Linked DNA regions of Mus musculus: regions 2 and 3 are each linked to region 1. Evidence: chromatin loops called from intact Hi-C (ENCODE). Cell type or tissue: gastrocnemius. All regions are shown on one strand. Links, peaks and the distances in the headings refer to the core of each region. The heading gives the core; the rest is flanking DNA. Region 1 holds the start of Gm40603 (a long non-coding RNA gene). Region 2 has its middle 8.4 kb from the start of Sf3b5. Region 3 has its middle 25 kb from the start of Gm22995.

The links. Peaks named below come from ENCODE experiments on the same cell type or tissue, not always from the same donor. Only the 100,000 strongest peaks of a DNase experiment are listed, where the experiment ranks them.
Region 2: it touches region 1 in a loop (9-fold over the local background); 7 of 42 quality-filtered maps call a loop at or near these places.
Region 3: a loop joins it to region 1, with 3 times the contacts of the local background. A loop is called at or near these places in 2 of 42 quality-filtered maps.

Annotation. Positions count from the first base shown.
Region 1 is chr10:14,317,787-14,326,224 of GRCm38, reverse strand. Gm40603 (a long non-coding RNA gene) reads right to left here and starts at 3,794. Exons shown (of 2, transcript XR_871462.1): 1 at 3,659-3,794; 2 at 1,745-2,717. In gastrocnemius, for the core only: a CTCF peak has its summit at 4,524 (motif pointing right); a DNase peak (open chromatin) is centred at 4,515; H3K27ac peaks cover 255 bases.
Region 2 is chr10:13,012,666-13,021,103 of GRCm38, reverse strand. No RefSeq gene overlaps it. Among named protein-coding and RNA genes, the nearest start is that of Sf3b5, 8.4 kb to the right of the region's middle. In gastrocnemius, for the core only: CTCF peaks have their summits at 2,450 (motif pointing left) and 4,388 (motif pointing left); DNase peaks (open chromatin) are centred at 2,673, 3,192, 4,106, 4,351 and 2 more places.
Region 3 is chr10:13,909,276-13,917,713 of GRCm38, reverse strand. No RefSeq gene overlaps it. Among named protein-coding and RNA genes, the nearest start is that of Gm22995, 25 kb to the right of the region's middle. In gastrocnemius, for the core only: a CTCF peak has its summit at 3,830; a DNase peak (open chromatin) is centred at 524; H3K4me3 peaks cover 261 bases.

The DNA.
Region 1 (8,438 bases), core at 324-8,323:
GGTAACTTGATACTTAAATCTGGCTTTCTTATCTCTGCTACTGCTAATAGTGGATATTTTCATGATCAAACATGGCTCCATTCCATGTGACTCTGATATTTCTGAGTCTCTGTGGATGCCACATGATAATAAGGCATCCAGAGCTCACCCTTCTGTACAGTCCTTCAAGCTCTGAGTAAAACTTGTTTGGATAAGTGGGCTTTGGACAAGCAGGTAGCATAGCATGTAAGTGTTCTTGGTTGCTGGCACTATGGTGTCTCATGCACGGAGATCCTAAGTCATGACTGGACATCAAACAGCAATCAAATGCATGGTAAGAAGGCCAGAGTTCTGGTTCAGAGATGCTAAAACGCCGGGACTACAGAAGAAGCCTTCAGTCAGCACTTCCCAGAGGGGCTTCACACAACTTGATAAGACAGCAAAGAATAGGGGCTCTTTTAGTACATGAGCATTAGTCATGAGGCACGTACGACACTCTGCAGGCATGCAGTAATCATGGAAGGGGGAAGCTGCTCCAGTTGGTGACTTCAGAAATCCCAGTTGCTTAGAACAGAGGTTTGTCTATAAAAGCTTTTTGACTGAACAGAACATTCTAAACTTTCTTTTTCTCCATCCCAAAGTCTCATTATGATAGTTTCTGGAATTTTATTCTTTTACAGCTCATTGAAACCACACCACATTACCTCCAAGAAGCCTTCCTCAGTCTTGCTGATGGATATTCAATCTTGATCAACCCTTTGGGTATTGTGGAATGAACATGTGTCCATTAGTCAAACATGTCCACTGACCCACAAGTGCATCTTGAGGAGAGTGAAAAGCCGTGGTGCTAAGGAACACCCCCATACCACTCACACATTCGGTGAACAGGACTCTTTCATCTTGGGTTGAGAAGCATTCTCCACCCATTATCTCATCCCCCCCCCCCCCTTCATGTGTCAAATATTGGCTCCTTTGCTCCAAATTCTATTCCTGAAAGCTCTCTGACACGATGCATAATTTCTTCCATTTGTTGGATTAGTTTGCATCCCATAAACCCACATATGCAACTGTGGGAAATGAACAGGAAAATGATGTCACAAAGCAGAGGAAGCGGAGCCGCTGCTGACCACAAATCAATACGACGGCAGCATCGCTCGGCGTTTGTGGCCAGTCACCATCTTTGGATCTCCAGGTGGGAGAGATAAGCCATGGCAAAGACAGTGAGTTCTCTCCCTATCTGTGGGTCAGTGTACCTCGGTCAGGACGTTTTCAAAAGACAAAGGAAATGTTTTTTAAAATGAAAAATAAAAAACAATGGTGTCTCTTTCTGTTTAATTTTCTCCCTCTAATTTCTCTGTGACTCCTCATAAGCTCAGACATAGGGACCTAAATGACAGATTAATCAGTAAAATAGTTTGGCAAGGATGGTCTGTGTTATGAATTCCAACACCCATAGTAAAAAGCCAAGTGTGGCAGTGCATGCCTGTAATTCTGGTTCTTGGGAATAGAGAGAGAGAGGAGGTTCCTTGGAACATACCGAGCCGCCAATCTCGATGAATCGCTGAGCTCCAGGTTCTATGAGAGATACTTTATTACAACACGGACTTGGAGAGCAACTAACAAAAGGTATCTGATAGCAACCTCTGTCGTCCACATACATATATACTCATGTATGTATGTATGTATGTGTGTATGTACACACATGTGCATATACGCATGAACTTGTACATACACTCGGATCAGAAATAGAATTTGGCAACATGAACACTCTCAAACGACTGAGATTTATTTAGAAAGGTTTCACATACCAGTGGTATGTACTGAATTACTCACTTCAGACCGCCATCACAAAATACCAAAATACACAGATTGGGTCAATTTTTACATAACAGAAATTTACCGTTCATAGTTCTAGATGCTAAGAAGTTAAAGATCAAGTTCTCAGCAGAGTCTGTGGCTGGTGAAGACCCTCTTCCTCATCTTCTCACTCTAATGTCACATGTCAGAGAGATGAGGGACCTCTCTGATGTCTCCCATAAAGATACTAGTCCCACTTCCCAAAGGCCATATCCTTATAGAGTGAGGAAGTTACCAGATGAGCCTTGGGAAACAAACATTCAAACTATCCATAGCATATGCTAAGCGGCCTTTGGATTTGGTGACTCTGGAGTTGACAAAGCAAAGTAGACATGGAATGATGGGAATTTGGGTAGTGTCTCCTCTACACACACACACACACACACACACACTCACAGCTACACAAACCATACTCTCATCAGTCCACAGAGATAAGGTCAAGAAACTTCTGCAAACTTTGGTGCAGTTCTACAGTTAGATGTGCTTTGAACGAATCTTTGGGACAAAGGGGAAATCACAAGGGGGAATACTTTCTCACATAGACACATATGACTTTCTCACAATGTGACTATCACTGCCCTGAAATTCATTTTAAATGCTACCACTGCAAACATTTTAATAATTTAAAAAAGCTGTCATGTTTGGCAGCCACAAGCGTACCATGTTGACAAAGAGAGGACTGGAGTGTCTCTAATCAACTATTTGGATCACAGAGTAATTATGCAGAGATAATCCCCAGGAAATGGATGAACCTGAAGGGCAAATCCTGCCACCAAGGATGGAGGGAGAACCCCAAGGAAGCCTCCCATGCACTGAGCTGCTTCCTGGGGCTTGGAAGAAGGCAGCTGCTTCCTCTGGGGAATTCCAAAAGCTCTCATTCCCTAAAAAAAAGAGAGAGAGAGAGAAAGACATAAAGTCTGAGAGCTGCCATTTGTCTGGCAAGTCTCTCTTGCTACTTAGCCAATTTAGATATCCCTTTAGAATCCTTGGGAGCCTTGATAATACTGTGCATTGAGTATCTTTCCTCTTCCCTTTGGTAATGCACTCGGCTCTGAGCTAGGATGAAAATTCAGTAAAATTTGCTCTCCAGGTTCCCAGCTTGGTCAACCCAGCAGTCTGCACGTTTAGTTTACACATAGGGACCCTCCTCAAGAACAAGGAATGTAACCTATGCCTAAAACTCTTTCTTATTTGAAGCGCTCAAGGTGTGGTTCTTATTAGGCTCTGAGAGAAAGGGTAGGGCTTGATTCAGAATGTGTCTGAAAAGGGCACTAAGAATGGCTGGTATTATGCAGTGTTGACTGCATTGGGTCACATATGAAGTCATTGTGAAGTTAATGACCAGGTTGGAATCCTGTCTAGGCTGGAATATTTGAGGATTTGTTTACTTGCTTTGGGGTTTTGTGGTTACTTTATTTGTTTTCTAGCTATACATACTTATACTGGGATATTATGGGATATATAATAGCATATGGGATATTATCATGAATCATCGCCAGACTCTGTGCTTCTTGCTAACAAAATGGGACTTAAAAAATCCTCATAAATACACATTTTCTAATATTTCTTTTCTCACAAGCCCAGACTGCTCCAATTTTTTTTTTTTTTGTGAAGTTGGCTTTCTCACTACAGCAAAAAGCACTCACTCCCCATTTCTTGCTTTCCTCCTTCCAGCTCATGGGCAACACATCCACCGAACCCTCTGTGTAGGCCAGTCATTCTCCAGTCTTTCACAGCAGGGTCACCTCAGACATATGTGTGCTCCTGAACAGACCAGTTAAAGGGAAGCCCCAGCTCCAGACTTCTGCTGGGTGATACGAACCGCAAGCATCCATCCTCAAGGTCCCCCGCAGCCATCCTAGCATATGTGAAGTCACCCTAAAGACAAAACAGAGATTATAAAGAAGAGAGAACCAAGAACCCAGAAATGAAGCTGAAGATAAAACAGTCGAGATCCCCAGTCACCTCTGTTTTGACTTGATATTATCTATTCCTTCCAATAATTAAAACACAAAAGGTAGTTGAATTTTCTTTTACAGGAAGAACTACGGATGCCCTCATTCCTTACAGAACTCAGTGAGACTGTCACGCAGGATCACATGTAGGGACTGGACAGAGCCACCTTCTGTTCTTTTCCTTAGATTGGGATGAGTAGTGGGGAAGGACAGAAAGTTGGCCAAAGGCAGAATGACGTTCCTTGTTTAAGTCTTTACACGTATTCTACTTCAGAACACACCTTTTCCCTGCCAGGATCTGCAATCAGAAGAGTTCTATCTTCTCTGACTAGCTGGAGTTTGGTTTTTGCTAATTTCAACCTAAAGAGCGCTGATGAAGGGAGACTACTGTCAAGACAGCTCTTCTGAAACGAAAACATGTCCGTGAAAATGTCTAACGCTAGTCTATTAGTATTGTTAGTCCAACCCAGTGGTTTACTCAGCTTTGTCTCACAGAACTGCTTCCAGATGGAGGCCAGGTGCACATATCTTTCCTCCTCCCTCTCTGTTTTATGAACTAGGCTTCTGGGTGAGATACTATTTGAGTAAAGGGGCCATTGCTAAGAGTACTTGAAAACAACTGGCTTATTCAGGAAATAACACCCAAGGCAGTCTTTCTTCCAAGAGCCCTAGATGGACTTTTTGCAGAGACCTGGGGAAAATATATCAGTGTAGTGCCGGCAGTGACCGCCAGAGGGAAATCGAGAGACAGTGGAGACCAAGGCAGGATACCAAAGGTAAATCTAGATTTACCAAAAGTATCTCGAGATTTTCCTTTGCAAGTTGTATTTCAAAGGGCTGACTGAAACTGCTTGCCCCCTCCTAATTTTTTCTTAATTCTGCTAATAAGAATTAGTACTAAAAGAAAAAAATTTTTAAAAAAATTAGTACTTACGACACAGTGTGAATGTCTGCATTCAAATACAGCGAGAACAGACTACAGACAATATTCCTGTGCCTCTGCTCCTGGTCTTTATGTTTCTTGGCATGTTTTATCCAACTGCCAATTTATGTATATCTGCTTATTTGTTTGTTCTACTAAAATCATCGCTGTGGAAAAGAAGGGAGCCAACATTTCTCTTGACCTGTATGCCGCTCTTTCAGATTTTTGGTCGCATCCCATGTGCTGACCCAAGGCTTTTCCTGATGGAACCCATCCTAGATCACTAAACACCCCATGTCTCTCTAATAATGAGGAACACATATCTGTCGCTCAGCTTTTCTGACCAAACATGCCAATACCAAGGCTTGCAGATTTCCTGTAACTCCAGACAACTTTTTTCCTGGATGCCCTTTCCCAGCTTGGAAACCAGAAGCCACCTGGCCTGGATTCTACTTAAGTGAATAAAGGCCTGTGGTTCGAAGGGCCATGATCCAGGCACCTGGCTGCCCCTGTGTCACAAGGCTTTTGAGCAGAGTAAACACTTGATCTAACTCCTGACTGGGGCACAATGCTGTCTCCTTTCCCCTTGGCTCCCCAAGCCCCCATTAGTCACTTCCTCACAGAGACCATTTGCTACAATCCTCCGTTGCCTCAGCCGCATCTATTCTTGCTGCTTAATAGTCCATCGGACGATCTGGTTGTCTTTTCAAAAGCTTTTTATGTTCCATCTTCCCAAAATCATTTCCACTTTGCCAAATGATACTATTTTGAATAACAGTAAGTACATGCTAGAAGTAAATTATTATTCTAAAACTGGCTTCATCAAAATAGGAGCAGATGAAAAAAATGTAAATGGGTCTAAGCTGAAGGGTCTGAGCCAGGGAGGAGAAGCAAGAATCAACTCAATTTCTAGACTGGATCTGTTTAAGACAACCACCTGCTTCAGAATTATCGGTACTGGTGAAACACACCAAGTTCTGGGCCTTGAGTCTCTATTTCTAAATCAAAATCTATAAGTGTAGAAATAGACATCTGAATTTGAGCATGCTCCTTAGCAGCAATATGTAATGAAATATGACACTCTGTTTTCTAGATAAGCCATGCCTGATAAACCTTCTGATACAGCCTTCCTGCCAACTAGAAACATTCCCTAACTATGGAGGCCAAAACTTTTGGCTCTGAGCACTTGCTAACTTAATACTTATCTTTCAAATGACTTGGACCAAATGCCTGGCAAGTGGTAACTTAAGGGAGAAAGGGCTATTTGGGTTCATGGCTTGAGGAGATACAGTCTATCCATGAAAGACACAGTGGTGATCTGGGGAATGCAAAGTATGGCTTCCTGTCAGTGGGACCTTGTCACATCTAGTTTCTCTGATCTCGGCAGTCCAAGAGGCAGAAATCTGAACGCTCAGCTGGCTTTCTCCTTTTCCATCTGTATTCAGTTCACAGCTCCAGACCATGGACTTGCAGTATGTAATTATTAAAAAAACAATCGACACTATCACCAGCTACTCACCGGAAACAGTGGTCTCCCCGCCCCCATGGCCATCCCCAAGTGGCAGTCCGCCCAGTTTCCTAAGGTTCACTTGCCCCTGAACCACTCATACCTTCCCAGGCCATCTCCCCGCTGCTAGCCCCTGAGGCTAGCCCTAAACCACTAGCCTCTTATAATTAAGGCTCCACAGGCTTGTAATTTATCAGTCACATTTATAGAACTTTAAATTCTCAGCCCTCAAAATGCCCACACAAAGAACTCAAAACTCAATTGATACTAATATAAGCTACCCCCTAGATTGGACAAATGTGTCTTGTATTATTCTATTGCTCTTCTATAATATCCATAGCTATCTGTGCCAATTTCAAGCCTCTTGGATCCCGTTCGTCTTCTTCCTCCCCCCATCCCCCTCCCTCTCTCCTCCCCCTCTCTTTCTTTCATTTTTTGTTTGTTTTTTTAATTGGGTATTTATTTCATTTACATTTCCAATGCTATCCCAAAAGTCCGCCACCCGCTCCCCCACCCACCCACTCCCACTTCTTGGCCCTGGCGTTCTCCTGTACTGAGGCAGATAAAGTTTGCACGACCAATGGGCCTCTCTTTCCACTGATGGCCGACTAGGCCATCTTCTGATACATATGCAGCTAGAGACACGAGCTCTGGGGGGGGGGGTGGGTATTGGGTAGTTCATATTGTTGTTCCACCTATAGGGTTGCAGATCCCTTTAGCTCCTTGGTTACTTTCTCTAGCTCCTCCACTGGGGCCCCCCAATGGAGGAGCTAGAGAAAGTTCCCCCTCTCTTTCTATGTCCCTCTTGGACACAGACTGTCTGCCTTCTCCTTGCCCAGAGATTGGCTTCTTGTCATCTTTATTATCCAATCAATTAATTAGGGGACAATTCCACTACATCCACTCACCTTCAAGGTGGGTTTATGTTCCCCCACTCCTTTCTGGAAACATCCCCACAAACCTACAAAGATGGGCATCACTAAAGTCTGGGCATTTCTCAGTCCTAGGATGCTGTTCTTGTTAGTGAATCCTATGTAAGTGGGTGGATCCTTCAGCAGACCACTGTCCTGCCTCACAGTGCTACTGTAGCCAAAGACATCTGATCTGAATACGCACAGCTATATGCATATGCCCATATACATATACATACACATGCGCATACATATACATATCCAGTATGTTCATATGCATGTAAAGTTTTGTGAGAAAGTAAGGTTGTTTTTGTTTTTTAATTTTTAATTTTGAAGGATTATCAGTCTTTGGGGGAAGATATTATTGACTGGTTGGTCGGGTGATTTCTCAGCTTGTTTTTCTAAATCAAACCATCCTCCACTGACTCAAAAATCTCACTGGATGTTGAGCAAAGACATACTTCATTAGTCGTCCATTCTAACAGCTACAGTAACAGGCAAGGCAACCACGTTTATTCAGAGCTCGAGCTCTATAACTATTCCAGCTTCTATTACAGATTTTATTTTGAGACACTGAGTTTCTTTGGGGAAATGTACAGGCCTTAGTCCTTAATTTAGTTACCTTTTGAGCCTTAGTTATTTTATGAACACTAGAGGAGGTCCTTTAAATATATTAGATTGGATGGCTAAGGAGATAGCTCAGTGAGAAAACTTTTTGCAATACAAAGGTGACGATGAGTCCTTATGCCCTGTGCCATCAATATGCCAGGCAACTGTGGTGCCTATAAGCACAACAGAGACTGGGGGCCCAGACCAAGGTGGTTAGCTATAGTAGCCCACCTGGTAGGTCTATATTCAAGAGACCGTGAAACATACCCAACATCTATCTTGGGTGCTTCTCCACACAAGCACACACATATAAACACACATACATACATAGATATACACGTACAAATGCAAAAAGTGAATTTTAGACAATGGAGGGAAATGTTTATCTTTTGCATTGTTTTTCTTTCTTTTATTAAAATATTAATCTTAAAAAATCTATAATTTAAAGATCTGGGCTTCATATTTTTCTGAGGGTTTTTTTTTTTTTCCCAAACAGAATTGCCGTCTTCTTCCTTCCTGAGTCTATTTGTCATCCTAAAATTGGTACAGGCTTATCTCTACCTAAGGAATTCTGGCATCTAAATAACCATATAATTTCAGCTTATGACCCCTAAAGTTCTTTTGCCCTTGAGCATGTAAAATTGAGCAAGCAGGGAAGCTGGGTTTTATGGTAAAGCAGAGAAAGGAAGAAAAGTTTC
Region 2 (8,438 bases), core at 116-8,115, 1.3 Mb after region 1:
CACCTTCCTGTACCAAACAAATGGTTGAAGGCTCTATGTAGACATCATCTTGGCTTCTCCATATTCACTAAGTGCACAGGAGTGAGACTGTCTGAGCAGAAGGAGACTCAGACCTCCTTCTCCATATTCATTGAGTGCACAGGAGTGAGACTGTCTGAGCAGAAGGAGACTCAGACCTCCTAGGTTGAGCTCTAAGATGTCTGAGAGATTCCCAGGACCTGTCCATACCTCCAAACCGCAGATAGAAGACAGGCAAACAGGGCTACATCTCCCTCATTTAACCCATCACTCCACCTGGAAGGCTTGGAGGGATTCTCTGCCTAATTCTCCTGCATGCCGCCCTGACGCTTCTAGTTCCATGCCCATCTCCATTGCACACCTGGCCATTGAGATGTAATTCCTATTGGAGAGCTATCACCCTGGGGCACCTCCTCTCTGGTGACTGGGAAGGCCCATGGCTCACCTCCCTCATCTAGGTGCTCCTGGCATGTTCACAGAGGAGTGTGCCCCATGCCACATGAGTCCAAATTACTGAACACACTTTAGCATATAAGGCCGTATTCTTCAGGGATGCGAGCAGAGGACAGAAGGCAGTGTCCCAAGTCCCTACTCCTGGAGGTAAGTCATGGGACTCGGGAGGACCAAGCCAGCCCTAGGAAAGTGATCTAGAGTCAGATGTTTAGGGGGAGCTGATAACTCCAGGCTTTGCTGACAATGGGTTCACACCAGCTCTGGTGTGGGACGTGTGCACATATTCATGGTGGAAGCTCCTGACCAAGCTGACAACCCCCTCACCCCCCCTACCACCGCTGGTTCCATTTGCGAGGGATACCACAGCTTCCTGGGGGTAAGCCTGAAATATTCTACATGCCCAGCTCCTCAAGAGATAGCTGCTGGCCTCCAGCTCAGACTATTTAACATAGAAACAAAAACCTACCCAGCTCAGTGACAACAAAGACAAAGAGAAACCATCTTTGCCTTGTGCCTAATCCACAGCCAGGCTGGACTCTGTGAATGTGAAGTCATATATTTACATATGTGCTTGCATGTTTTAATGTGTTTATTGACTAAGGACAGGCTGTGAACTCTAGGAGACAGGCCCTGGCTGCCAGCACACAAGTCTCGGTGCAGAGGGGTCCAGAGGCATTGAGTCCCAGGCTGGGATTGATGCTAGGCAAATCCCTGTTTGCAGAGTTGGTTGCTGGTCTCTGGGGCGGACGTGGGGCCTCCCAAGGAGAGTGACTCTATGCCTTTCTGTCCTCTTTCAATTCCTTGGGTCCCTGTGAGGATGAACCTATAGAGCTCTTAGAATATGCAGAAGAAGCCTCCGGACTCAGAAGTGAGAAAGTCTCCCCCACCTTGTGGGAACATGTAGTGCTAATTCCCAAACTCCTGGTCTGTCATGGGGAGAGGTGGGAGACCCTGCTAGAGTTGGGGCTGGTGCTGATGGCTCCACACTCCTCAACACAGAAGAAAGCAAGAGGCCTGGAAGAAACTCATGTGCCCTCCAGGGCAGAAGGACACCCTAGACTGGCCAACCCAGTTCCAGAAGACAATGAATGCAGAACTCCTGTGTGTCCTGGCTGTTCCTGAAGAGAAGTTTGCAGAAGAAAACCAAACCAAACCAAACCGGAATTTCTTTGTCCAAGGGAGTCAGAAGCTTAAGGAGGTGATGGGGACTTATTCAAGTCCAACATGGAAATTTCTAGACTCTAGAATCTTATGTGTTCTGCTACTGCTCTGACACAGCTATCCAGATGGAACCACTGTCCCCCTGAAGAGCCCGACATCAGTGTAGTGTGTGAGAGAGAACTTGCCACAAATCAGTGAGGGCAGGACGCCTTGTCCCTTGGAAAGAAACCTGTGTGTATGTTATGTCACAAGGTGGTACTGGAGGTGGTAATGCAGCTCGGTTGGAAGTGCTTACCCATGCGTGAAATCCTGGCATCCATCCCCCACCACTGCAGAAAACTAGGCATGGTTGCACGTGCCTATAATCCCAGCACTTGTAGGTTGTAGGAGGACCAGAAGCTCAAGGGCATTTTGCATTTTGAGACCAGCCTTAGCTCCAAAAGATTTTGTCAAAAAGTAAAAAAGACAACAGGGGTTTATCAATGGCGGAGCATTTAGTGTCAAACACGAACACTAGACCACTCCACACTCATGATGATCCTTTGAAATGGTGTATTTAGGTGTGTTTTAATATACAATCTTTTTGTAGGCGTGGAGCGATGTGTTATGAGTTACCGGCTTGCAAAAAGCAGCCCAGGGCTCCCGACTCAGTCATTTCCATTCCAAGAGGGTAAGGCTCCCCTGGAAAAGATGATAGACATTGCCTACCCATTCCACCTTGTAGAATCCTGCAGGACACAGACAATGGTGGCATACCCTGAAGGGAGGGGAGGCCCCACTTTTCCATGCTGCACAGCCCCCGTTCGCCCTCTGCTGGGCACAAGAAGAGTCAGCGGGTTCTTTTAGCAACCAGATGCAGAGCAGGGCTGGGACTTGTTCTTTGTTTTGTTTTGTTTTGTTTTGTTTGCTTATTTGTTTGTTTTTAATGATTGAGAACTGTATTTTCCTTGTCAAAGGTGTGCCAAGAGGCTGCAGAGCAGTCTCACAAGGAGCTTCCGACCCGTGACTGGGGATTGCACAAGGACCAGATCTCTCAGCGCCTCCTTCATGGGTCCTTGCACTTCTTCCCCAAGGGTGTGATAGTCCTGGGTCTGTACCACAGCTGGCCAAGGGACAGTATCAAGAGGCTGGCATCTATTCACAGCACTGCCAGTTGGGCCAGGTGTAGACCAAGAAATCAAACTCTCATTGGTTAGCACAGTTTGCTCTGTGTTGAGCCCTGAGGGTCGATCCTCATTGCCGAGCTCTATGACCCTCAAGAAAATGTCAGTACAGATGGCTCCGTGGGAGCAGAAGCCCGAGAAGAGCATAGGTGTCGTGGGATATCCATCTTGATGGCTTTGGACCTGTGCTTACCACTATGTGGACCTCCATGAAAGAAGGCAGACGCTTCTCTGGCTAAGCTCTGGAAAATAAGAGCACTCAAGTTCTTGAGGACACCCTGTTTAATGAACCAAAGTGTCACTGCTGGGCCTTCTAGAAGTGGCTATCAGGCATTCGTGAAGGACAACCCTGCCTCAGGGCGCCACACAGGCCACTCACATCAACATGGGCCCCTGCAACAGCACTTCAGCCTGCTTTCTTATGGACTCCAGGTCCACAAGCCAACTGACAGCACCACCCACAATGGGCGGGGCCCCACACACCTCATCACAGATTTACCTACAGGACAATCTTAAGGATACATTTCCTCTCAGTTTGGCAGTTCCTCAAAAAAAAAAAAAAAAAAAAGGACTGAGGACCGAGTTATACCACTGCTGGGTATATACCCAGAAGATGCTCCAACATATAACAAGGATACATGCTCCACTATGTTCATAGCAGCCTTATTTATAATAGCCAGAGGCTGGAAAGAACCCAGATGCCCCTCAACGGAGGAATGGATACAGAAAATGTGGTACATTTACACAATGGAGTACTACTCACCTATTAAAAATGATGAATTCATGAAATTCTTAGGCAAATGTGTTTGCCTACTGGTCTAATGTCATAACTTGCCCAAGTCTGCTGAGATTAAATGAGATCATACTATGTAAGTCATTGGAAGAGTGATACTTGACAAATCCTAGAAGATGTGATGGCTACCATTCTAGGACTTAGAACTTGCTTTTCTAGCTGTATAAAAACAGGCGCCAGAGACTGAAGAGCCTTTTAATCCATAGTAAGAAATAAGAAATGATAGCCAGGTGTGGCGGTACAGATCTGCAACCTCAGAGCTCAGGAGTCAAAGGCCGGAAGATTGGGAGTTCAAGACCAGAAACCAGGCAACCTAAGACTGTCTTAGAAAGCAGGGCCATAGTTGAGATGTCTTGAGCCTAGCATGATGGACGGGCCTATAATCTTAGGGCAGAAATTACGTAGCAAGGCCCGTTCTCAAAAAAAAAAAAAAAACACCAAGCTGAGCTTGGCGGCACGCCTTTAATCCCAGCACTCCGGAGGCAGAGGCAGGCAGATCTCTATGACTTTGAGGCCAGCCTGGTCTACATAGTCAAGTCTAGGACAGCCAGGACTCTGTTACACAGAGAAACCCTGTCTAGAAGAACCAAACCAGTCAAACAACAACATACGCAGTGGTCTATAACAGAAAAGGATGATGTGGGTTTATCTAATGGAAACTGGCCCGGTGTGCTGTGTGGTATAGAGCAGTTTCCAAGTTTAGGCAAAGAAACTTGATTCCTTGCTGAAGTCAGCAGGAGTCCTTTGTGCAGAGCGGTTCTAAAAAAGTAACTCCTATCCTATACTGCCCTCCAGTGGTCAACACAGACATTACTCTAAGAATGCCTGAAACAACTAAACGTATTAGGACAGCTTTTTAGCTTCTGAGATGCACTTCATTTTCTGATCCTTAAATGAGAATTGTCATTACAAAATTATTTCCTCCACCATGAGTGTTGCCACTCTAACTGATAAAGATTCATACAGCTTTGGTTTATGTAGATGAGATATTTCATGTGGTCTCATACTCCTTGGTACAAGCCTCTAAGGTTTTCATATTTCTACCTTTAATCCCAGCGCTCGGTAGACAGGCAGATGGAACTCTGTGTGTTCGAAGCCAGCCTGGTCTACAGAGAGAGTTCTAGGACAACCAAGGCTATGCAGAGAAACCCTGTCTCAAAAACCAAAACAAAGCAGCACAAAACACGTGTATCTTTAAAGTCTGAGATAAAAACTGATGAATTGAGCCAGATGTGGCAGTGCACACCTTCAGTCCTGGCAGAGGCAGGTGGATCTCTGTGGTTTCTAAGCCAGTGTAGTCTACATAGCAGGTTTCAAGCCAGCCAAGGCTACACCGTGAGATTGTATCTGGAAACAAACAAACCAAACCAAAGAACTACTACCTACCACAACAAAAAGTACTAAATTATCCCAATAGTATTTTCCCACATTAAATCTACTTGGGGGTGATTATATAGTTGAGATTTGGACTTTGCAGCTAGAATAACTGGCTGTAATCCAGACTTAGTTACTATTGAGAATCCAGGCTTAGCAATGTTCTGGTTGGCTTTCTAATGCTGTGATAAACACCATGACCAAAAGCAACATGAGGAGGGAAGGGTACATTCCCCATCCAGTTTATCGCCTACCATGGAGGTTAGGCAGGCATGGACTCAAGACAGGAACGTGAAGGTTATAAGTCAAGCAGAGAGAGTAGGCTTACACTCAGCTACCTTTCTGTATCTTTCTTTCTAAAGATGAATTCAAATGCTATTTGCTTATTATGTGTGTGTATGCTTTGCCTTCATGCATGAAGGTGCCCACAGCAGACAGAAGAGCCCGTCAGATCATCTGGAGTTATCGTAGGTTATAAGAAATCAAACCTAGCTGGGCGTGGTGGCGCACGCCTTTAATCCCAGCACTCGGCAGGCAGAGGCAGGTGGATTTCTGAGTTCGAGGCCAGCCTGGTCTATGAAGTGAGTTCCAGGACAGCCAAGGCTATACAGAGAAACCCTGTCTCAAAAAACAAAAACAAACAAACAAACAAAAAAATCAAACCTAGGACCTCTGGAAGAGCAACCAGTGTTCTTAACCACTGAGCCATCTCTCCAGCCCTCAACTACCTTTCTTATCCCTTCCAAGGCCACCTGCCTCGGGGTGGCACCGCCCACAATGGGTGTGGCCTCCTATATCAATAATTAAACAAGAAAATGCCCCCTTAGACTTACCTGCAGGCCAATCCGATGGAGGCATTGACACACTCCTCCTCCTCAAGGCTCCTCCTTCCTAGATGACATTAATTTGTGCTGTTGACAAAGCTCTAACTGGTGTATTGAATCATCATCATCATCATCCAGGACTAACTAATAATAGTAATACATGTTCAGATAATAATGATACAGTTCAGATAACAATAAAAATGCAATATAATAAATAATCCAGGCTTGGCTAGTAAGCTATATATAACTCTGGGCAAATACATTTCTCTGACTCTCGTGCATGTGTTAAATAGAAATTATGTAAGCTAGACAATGAAGTGCTGAGCACACAGGGGCTTCCCAGCGTTAGCTGAGACTGCTGTGACAGGACGATGCTCTCGGTGATCTGCCTCTCCTGCATTACCTGTCTTAGTGAGAGTGGAGACTGTGTGAAGCACACAGTCCACAGCAGATTTCCTGGACTAAGTCCCGTCTTTCCACACTGACCCTTCAGCTTTTATCGGATATGTTCGGATCTGCCAGACACTGTTCACGAAATAAATAAGCTAATAAAACAGAATAAAATCTTTGACTTTGCCATTTTACAAGACAAACCCTAGCCGGCTTAAGCAGCCTTTCACTAAATTACTAAGTCCCGCCTCAAATTTTGCAGTTCTGAATGGATGCACTCCTGAGTTTAGTGCAGTGGTTCGCAACCTTCCTGATGCTGTGACCCTTTAATGCCCTTCCTCATGTTGTGGTGACCCCAACCATAAAATTATAATCATTGATACTTTGTAACTGTAATTTTGCTTCTGTTATAAATCACAGTGTAAATATCTGTGTTTGTAGGTGACCCCTGTGAAAGGGTTGTTTGACCCCCCCCCTCAAGGGTTCGAAACCCACAGACAGGTTTCGAGCCACCGGTTTAGCACATGTGTCACTCGGCTCTGTAGCTCCAGGCCTGCCCTCTTTTTCTCTAGTGTAAGTGTCATTACCCCTCAGGCTTTCTTGCTGCAGCCTCCAAGGAGAGTTCACCTGAGCAACACTTTGGATTCTGTATCAAGTTTTCTGAAGCGGTGATTCACAGTGCAACTTTTCCTCTCTGAGGAGAGTGGGGTGGAGCCGAGCATTGGCATTGACATGTTAATTGCATGAACACTTACAAATGGTTCTCCTTCACTTTGCCTGTGTACTCTCAATGCAGCATCCACAGGGTCCCTCCAAAGTAGCAATTTAGCAGCTTTCCCGAAGTGACAGCTCATTTCACTCATTTTTGAGAAAATATCTGTCAGATACCGAAGTATCTATTATTTAATCTACCATCAGTCACTCGGGAAACGCAGTAAGGTGCTGTGAGTAAGGTTGCATTTCAGGGAATCTGTAGTCAAACTCTTCCCGTAATCAAAACCCGAGTTCATTAGCGTTTTCTCACCACAGTTAATATTTGCACAGATTACACAAAAGCAACATCAGTAAAAGTGACTGGGTGCGAGTCAGGACAATGGCATCGAGATTACAGCAGTGGTGGGAACACTCTGCCTCAGCTGCTCGGTGGAAACGGACAGAACTGTTTCCCTTCTGAGTGTCTGAGCTGTAAGGCAAGCAAAGGGATGTGCCTGTAAACCCAGCACGCAGGAGGCCGAGGCAAGAAGGCAATGAATTGGCAGTCACTGAGACCATCCTAGGCTACATACAGCATTTGGGGGTGGGGGGGGTCCTTGATAAAGCAATACGATCACTAGCTTTGTGACATTTTTGCCCTTGAAGACCTACTATATCATGAGATTGATAGGGTGTTGTCTTAGTTAGGGTTTTACTGCTGTGAACAGACACCATGACCAAGTCAAGTCTTATAAAAACAACATTTAATTGGGGCTGGCTTACAGGTTCAGAGGTTCAGTCCATTATCAAGGTGGGAGCATGGCAACATCTAGACAGGCATGGCACAGGCAGAGCTGAGAGTCCTATGTCTTCATCCAAAGGCTGCTAGTGGAAGACTGACTTCCAGGCAACTAGGGTGAGGATCTTATGCCCACACCCACAGTGACACACCCATTCCAACCAGGTCACACCTATTCCAACAAGGCCACACCTTCAGATGTTGCGGCTCCCTGCTCCAAGGATATACAAACCATCACTGGTGTATATAGCCCCCCTGCTGTCTTCAAAGGATGCTGGTGTCCTCAAGGGAAGCCCTGTGCTGGGAGCAGAACTCACAAGATGCCATTTTTCCTTTGAAGGAAGAAACTCTAGTCTTACTGTTGGTTTCCTTATGTTCCCAGTGCTGGGGGCAGAGGGAGGGGAGTGAACCCAGGGCCTCAAGCACACTAGGTGAGCACACTAAGTGAGCACTGGGCTTCAGAGCCACATGCCCGGCCCTACAGTGGCGCTTTCAGACTTGGGCATCTGGCACATTTGTTCTTGAGAATGAATCAAATGGGTCTGGTACAGCAAGGAAAATTGCATATTTGCTGTCAGTGAGATTTCAAGCATTTCAAGCAAAGGCTGAAGCTACACAGCATCCAATTTTGCAGCTTCTCAACACTGGAATACTTTCCTGATGAGACACGGGGTGACTGTGAGATTTTTATGCATATAAATGTGTCATCATCTGGAAGCCTACATGAAGCTCAGTATCAGTGAGCTAATACTGTCCAAATAACTGATTAT
Region 3 (8,438 bases), core at 280-8,279, 410 kb after region 1:
TGAAAAATGATTATTTCTGAGATCTGTTTGCCCCTCTACAGTTTCCTTGTGGACCTAATGAAAAGTAGACATAGACCTGTGTTCTGTAACCTCTGAAAAGAAGGAAGGATCCAGGTTGTCGCAGATCGGTAGTGACTAGAAATCAAAATACGTTCATTGCACGATAAATGCAACAAGCTAAAAAACGGTCGTTGTAATGTGATGTCTTTTAAAATTAATGTTTTTATATACACAAGGAAAAATCCCAAAGCAAAAGATGTAAGCAGTAATTAATTTTGAGCGATGGAATTGTAGAATTGTCTTTTCTTGCTTTTTGCATCTTTACACTGTAGGAACATTTTACAACGAACATCTATTATTTCTATTATAAAGGGGAAAACAATGAAGTTTTTTTTTAAGAACGGAAAAAAAAAGAGAGAGAAAGAATGAAAAATCCCATAGAGAGTGGCATTGTTCCAGGCTGGGTCTCGGGCCAAGATTCCGACTCTGCCGCACAGCAGTGGACAGGACCTCCCTCCGCTGGAGCCTGTGAATAGCTTGATTGACATTCTCTACCCAGACCGGGCTTTCATGCATCTGGCACGGCTCAGCTGGGAACCCCCTTGAAATTTCCAGGCAGGGGCCTCTTGGCTGTGTGTGTGGTACTGACCATCTCTTCGTTTTCTGTTCAGTCACAGAGCCAAGAATGTTCCTGCTATGGAACCAAACTCTGCTCCTCTCGTTACTTCCTTCTTGTTTGGCCTTCAGGAGGCTACTTAGCCTCTGCAGGCTGCCCAACTCAGGCCCAGTTTCTGAAATGGAGTTCAGAAGCACATTACATCCCTTCAGCAACACTGAAGCATCTTGGGTCCCAATAAATGTCAAACAAAACCCCCATCACACCTACCACATCTTATCCCACTCTGTCCACATTCCCTGCTGACAGGCGATGGCGACATGGCTCTCAATGAGTACTTTGTCATCCCTTTTCCAACATATAAGCAATCAAACAGAAGATTGTTGTTGTTGTTGTTATCAAGATAACAAAACTGCTGAGTTTGATTTCTTACTAATCCCGTCTCCAGGAGTGCAGCGGTTCCAAAGCTTGCCAGAAAGGTCCAGACAGAATAAATCAAACCACCAGCAACAACAACCTGTTTTGCAGCCCGTCTAACTTGTCAATGTTCCAGAGCTGATTTGTATCCATTAAAAAAAGTGTTCATATTATGTGAGGGCAGAAGAGGTGCCCACCCTACTGCCAAACCTTCCCATTCAAGACTGCTCTTTATTTTATTTGAATTTGATCACATTTTTCATGAAAACTATCATCCTGATCATGGTACCTCTGAGGCTAGTTTCAATCCTGGATTTCTCCAAGCTGAGCATGTCCACCATCCACCCTTGTCATTGTTAGAGGTTGATGTTGACTTAGCTAATAAATAGAGCCCCTCCCCCCCTATCGACTACCTTCTCTAGAATACTAATCCTTTGCATTTACATCAGGAAACTCATTGGTGACCTGCTAGAAACCATTTCCCTCTATTTCTTTTAGAGTTTTTGTTTTGTTTTGTTTGTTTTTGTTTGTTTTGGTTTTAGTGCATTATATTGATTTTTTAAAATGATGTCTAGATAGATTGTAGTAGCTGTCTCTTTCATTTCAGGACTATACAAGAAGTATTATCTGGCAGTGGTGGTTCATACCTTTAATCCCAGCACAGGAGGTTGAGGAAGGGGAATCTCTGAGTCCAAGGTCAGCTTGGTCCACAAAGTTCCAGAGCTACACAGTGAAACCCTGTTTTGTATCTGTCCTCCCCCACCCCCGACAAAAGCATTATAAATTATTTATGATTAAGTAGAAGGCACGACAGTCTGAGAAACAGCCTAGGAACTCATAAATATTTTCACTTGCAGCAGAGATTCTGGAAGGGAACATGTCTCATCTGATGTCAAGTAGCTTCGGCAATTGCTTTCACTTGCACACCAGCAACCCTAACAAGAGTGCAAGTATCTCACTCTACTTATTACTGTGGGATCACAGGCATTCAGGACAGAGCAGGCAACACCGGTCCCTCTGGAGCCAGAGTCTGAGAGGCAGCAAGGTCCAGGATAACTTGTATGAGAAAAGGGCTTTTATCCAGTAAGAGAAATCAAGTAATCTTGCTGCCCTTTCCAGTTTATCAAGCTGGAAGGGAAAGAATGTATCCTGAGCCTGAGAAGTGGTGGGAAAGACTCTGGAAATATAAGCATACTAAGGGGAGAGGGGAGCGTTGTTGCTAGCTGACTGACAGTGGAGTGTGCTGAATTACTCATGGAGAGAAAGTGTGGGAGTCCTTTGGCATCAGCGCGTCATTGTTGTGCTGGCTGGGCTAGCAGATCTGTATGCTTGTACAGAGCAATGGATTCTCCTTACATTTTTAAAAGGCATCATCCTGCCCCTGAGAGATAAGATAGGGACCTCCCAGAGTTCCCATGCTGATGGGCAAGACAACAGGAAGAAAACAGTGAGCATTATCCCTAAATAAATATCTTATATCTACACTACTTTCACCACTTCTATTTCTTGTGGGTACCAACTTGTGTTGGAAAAATCTTCCTTCACAGATTCACAAAAGTACGCGCATGAGGTAAGCTGAGAGCACGGTCCTCCAGAGAGCCACACTTTCCAGGTTATGAAGAAGTGATCCGTTTAGACCTCCCAATGGGCTTCGAGCTACAGCAGGCTAGCAAACGTAAAACACCAACGGTACAAACAACAGAGGATAGAGTGGGTTATTGGAAAACATGCTTTCCAGTTCAGGATATTTCAAATCAACGTGGGTTTGAAAGCAAGCTGTGTCTGAGGTGGTGTGTAAAATGGATGACCTGTGACCCCCAAATCATGCATTGTTCTGTTGACGGGAGGGATGACACAGGAGGAGACTAGTGAAAGTCATTCTAAAGAGGAAGTCAGGAAGAAATAAGAAGATATTCTACACAGTAAGCGAGAATTCATCAAGAAAATCATTTAATTGGATGTTCATTGTGTGTCTTCCAGAAGCTTAGTCTAAGTTATAGACTCTGGGCATCTACCATGCCACCATATCTGCTTTGTACATGTTTATGTGCACGTGCGCGCACACACACACACACACACACACACACACACACACAGTCTATCTGTTTATCTATCTATCTATCTATCTATCTATCTATCTATCTATCTATTGATGAATCAATCGCTCTATCTATCATCTATCTATATACCTAGATCTATATACACATTTATGGGGCATATTTAGATATAAGTGATAAGTATAGGTAAATACAGGTATTCATTCATTTGTATGAAATTAAGTCTTAGGCTGGAGAGATGGCGCAACAGTTAAGAGCACTGATTGCTCTTCCAGAGGTCCTGAGTTTAATTCCCAACAACCACATGGCGGCTCAAAAACATCTGTAATGGGATCTGATGTCCTCTTCTTGTGTGTCTGAAGAGATCAATGATGTAATCACATAAATAAAATAAATACATCTTTTTAAAAAAAAAGAACTAAGTCTTTCTGAATGTGCCCGTGTCTTTTCTGTTGCTTTGATAAAATAACAAAGCAATGTATACAATAAAATGACTTATTTGGGCTTACAGTTTTTGAAGGACAAGAGCCCATAACCCTGAATCAGAGGCAAGGCAGCAAGAACCAGGCATGACAACAGAAACAAGAGGCTGGGGGCTTGCATAATAAACCTCAAGCATGAAACAGAGAGCAAACTGACACTAACAGGAGACCTTAAGCCCTCAAAGCCACCCTGCCCCACAGTGAGATCCTTCCTCCAGCAGTGCTACACTTCCAAAACCTTCCCAAACAGCACCACCCACTGGGGACCAAGTGTGCAAATATGGGAGCTGTAGGGAGACATCTTTATTGCAACCAATACACTGACATAGAGTATATTGAGAGTTACAATAAGCACACAGGGCAGTTACTGGCCTGCTCTCCTAGAATAATCCAATGAGGGGATTGTGCTGATAAATGGGCAGTAGTCTTATAGAGCCATGCTCAAGAAACAGGAGGAGGGTAAAAGAATTTTGCAAAAGTTCTGATTCCCATCTTTCCTAGTTGGGTTGTGTGGGAAGTTCCTATAACACATGAGGTCTAAAATAAAAAAAGAAAAAAAGAAAAGAAAAAGAAAAAGCCACAGGATAGATTGGCATTATTTAGATTGGTAAAAGGGTTTGCACATCACATCCTGCAGGGGCAATAACAACCACTACAAAGGTTCAAAGAGAGCAAGAGCTCTTCAAATTCTTTTTTTTTTTTTTTTATGTATTTCTTTTTTTTTTCCATTTTTTATTAGGTATTTAGCTCATTTACATTTCCAATGCTATACCAAAAGTCCCCCATATCCACCCACCCCCACTCCCCTGCCCACCCACTCCCCCTTTTTGGCCCTGGTGTTCCCCTGTACTGGGGCATATAAAGTTTGCAAGTCCTATGGGCCTCTCTTTCCAGTGATGGCCGACTAGGCCATCTTTTGATATATATGCAGCTAGAGTCAAGAGCTCCGGGGTACTGGTTAGTTCATAATGTTGTTCCACCTATAGGGTTGCAGATCCCTTTAGCTCCTTGGCTACTTTCTCTAGCTCCTCCATTGGGAGCCCTATGATCCATCCATTAGCTGACTGTGAGCATCCACTTCTGTGTTTGCTAGGCCCCGGCATAGTCTCACAAGAGACAGCTACATCTGGGTCCTTTCAATAAAATCTTGCTAGTGTATGCAATGGTGTCAGCGTTTGGATGCTGATTATGGGGTGGATCCCTGGATATGGCAGTCTCTACGAGGTCCATCCTTTCATCTCAGCTCCAAACTTTGTCTCTGTAACTCCTTCCATGGGTGTTTTGTTCCCAAATCTAAGGAGGGGCATAGTGCCCACACTTCAGTCTTCATTCTTCTTGAGTTTCATGTGTTTAGCAAATTATATCTTATATCTTGGGTATCCTAGGTTTGGGGCTAATATCCACTTATCAGTGAGTACATATTGTGTGAGTTTCTTTGTGAATGTGTTACCTCACTCAGGATGATGCCCTCCAGGTCCATCCATTTGGCTAGGAATTTCATAAATTCATTCTTTTTAATAGCTGAGTAGTACTCCATTGTGTAGATGTACCACATTTTCTGTATCCATTCCTCTGTTGAGGGGCATCTAGGTTCTTTCCAGCTTCTGGCTATTATAAATAAGGCTGCTATGAACATAGTGGAGCATGTGTCCTTCTTACCAGTTGGGGCATCTTCTGGATATATGCCCAGGAGAGGTATTGCTGGATCCTCCGGTAGTACTATGTCCAGTTTTCTGAGGAACCGCCAGACTGATTTCCAGAGTGGTTGTACATCAGAGTGAACCTCACAGAGGCAAATAGGAGCCTAACCCCACCAAGACATTTTAAGGCAGTGGTTCTCACTGTCCCTAATGTTATGACCCTTTAATATAGTCCCTCATGTTGTTATGAACCCCCAACCACAAAAGTTTTATTGCTACTTCACAACTGTAATTTTGCAACTGTTACTAATCATAATGTAAATATCTGCTATGCAGGATAACTGATATACAACCCCAGAGGGGTCACAACCACTAAGTTGAGACCTGCCACCTAAATGCATCCTAAAATGAATGGCTAATTTTCAAGTTCTGGAATAAGCCTGTGACTAACTGTACATGCCACAGTATGTTCAATAGGTTTAATTCTACTTTTGGCATTGTGATATGATACTATCATCTTCAAAGTTCACGTCTGAGAACCATACAACTGATGTACCAAAAAATTGCAAAACAAAGAAACAAAAACAAATGAACTAAAAAACAAAAACAAAAAATCCCCAAAATGTCATAATGCTTTAAAGTTTTGTATTGGGCTCATTAATAGCTAGTTTTGTTTGCATATGCTCTGTCCAGGGTGAGGAAGAAGCTCCTGGAAGGAGAGTAAATTGAATATGTTATGTTAAAGCATTCACCTGGTCAATTGTCACTAGTGACTTAGGGCCATTTCCTCCTTCCTGACTTTCGGATTTTAATTGGTCAAGGTGAACGAAATATGTAATTCCAGGTCTGAGAGTCTATTAGGAAGGGGGAAAAGAAGTGTTGTAGAGGAGAAAGTGAGAAGATTATAATTGGTAGATCCTCTTGAACTCCTGAGAAAATGATAAGTGCGAGGTAAGAAACAGACTCTGAGTGTTGCAGAATCTTGTACCAGCAATGCTGTTAGCAAATGACTAAAATCAAAGCAGTAAGAAATAATTTCTCAAGAAAAAGGCTGAAACCTATTATGTGTTTTGGGCATGTGTATTGCTATGTAGCCCTGGCTTGCCTGAATTCATTGGTTCTAAGAGTCCTTTCCTTTTGTCTTCCATAGGCATGCGCCTTCATGGCTAGCACATCCTCCCATACATGCTATTGGCCCAGCCTTCCTAGTGTCCTTCCCTCTCAGTAGTCATGGAACACCGTATGATTGCCTTTCCACCATCATGTTTGGGTGTGAAATCTAGGCTCCGCCCTTGCCCCCTCACCAGGCAAGCAAGACCTCATTCTACCTTCCTGGGAAGATTAGTTCTGGATACCTACTCCTGGCTGACCTGTCCCTGCTCTCAAATCCCTTCTGCTCTCTAGACTATTACTGGCGTAGATAGGGTCCTGCATTGGCCCAGCATTGTCCCTACAGTTCTCAAAACACCTAATGCTGTATATTTCAGGAATCTTTGACCTCTCTGTTTTCAGTTCATATCTTCAATTTCCTCTCAATTCTGTCTCTGAGGCTCAGTTTATTGAACGTCTGCCAAACATGATGGGGAAAGGCACACATATGGTGCTCTGTGACTACTGAAAAGAAAGGACAGGAGAGAGACTGTGCAACAATATAACACACAAGAGGACATGCTAGGCATGATAGTACATGTCAATAGTCTCAATCCTTGGAAGACAGACGTAAGGGGGTTGCAATTAGTGAGTTCCAGCACAAGCCAGTGTTACAAGACTTAGCCTCAAGACACACTGAAAAATAAAAATAAAAAGAAAAGACAAAAAGAAAATAACTCCTTAGTGCTTAATACTTAAAAGCTAGCTGAACACGAGCCAGTCAGCATTGTTCTTAGACAGAAATTTGGGGACCATGCACACTAAAGCAAATGCCAGATATTTGCTTCTAAATGGCTGTCTTACATTATTATCACTAGTGTTTAACACACACAACAGCATGGCACACATTAGACGGGCTTGGGAAAGTAATTGGGAAAAGCATGGCTTGGCGTGGTTGGCATTGGTGCTGTTATAAAACAGAGCTAGAAAGCCGAGTTACTGTCACTTGGCCAGGACCTGGTTTATCTTGCTTGTATGAAGTAATAGGTTACAATCTTAATGTTTTAAAATAGCCCTCAGCAAATCTCCGATTTTAGGAAAAGCGAATGAGCTCATTTGCAGACAGGCTCATTGGTGTCTTGATGTAAATCACTACTCTGAACCACAAACAAATCTTTATACTCTACTTTCTCTTTTATGGCTTCTAGCGATGCTACAATGCTCCCCCACCTCTTACTCTTGGCCAGAGAGAGTCTAAATTAATGGCTTCATTACCACACAGGATTCTTTTCTATTTAGGTAGGAGCGTGCATCATTACAGAAGACTATACAAAGAGTAAACACAAAAGACTCTACTGACTGGGAAGACTTGAAACCTGACTTCACTGCTAGCTTGAAGGAACAGAAATAAACAACTGCAAAGAACGTTTTTGAACAATGTCCTAATATTTAAAATGACATTTAAATTTTTATTATTTCTGTTGTTACCTCAGTTAATTGAGGGAAGGAAAAGATTAGAAGGACTAGTAGGGACTTAGAATTGGGTTAGGGTTAGGGTTCTAAGAAGGGGCAAAGTGTCCACACTTTGGTCTTTGTTCTTCTTGAGTTTCATGTGTTTTGCAAATTGCAACTTATATCTTGGGTATTCTAAGTTTCTGGGCTAATATCCACTTATCAGTGAGTACATATCATGTGAGTTCTTTTGTGACTGTGTTACCTCACTCAGGTTGATGCCCTCCAGGTCCATCCATTTGCCTAGGAATTTCATAAATTCATTCTTTTTAATAGCTGAGTAGTACTCCATTGTGTAAATGTTCCACATTTTCTGTATCCATTCCTCTGTTGGGGGGCATCTGAGTTTTTTCCAGCTTCTGGCTATTATAAATAAGGCTGCTAAGAACATAGTGGAGCATGTGTCCTTCTTACCGGTTGGAACATCTTCTGGATATATGCCCAGGAGAGGTATTGAAGGATCCTCTGGTAGTAGTACTATGTCCAATTTTCTGAGGAACCGCCAGACTGATTTCCAGAGTGGTTGTACAAGCCTGCAATCCCACCAACAATGGAGGAGTGTTCCTCTTTCTCCACATCCTCGCCAGCATCTGCTGTCACCTGAATTTTTGATCTTAGCCATTCT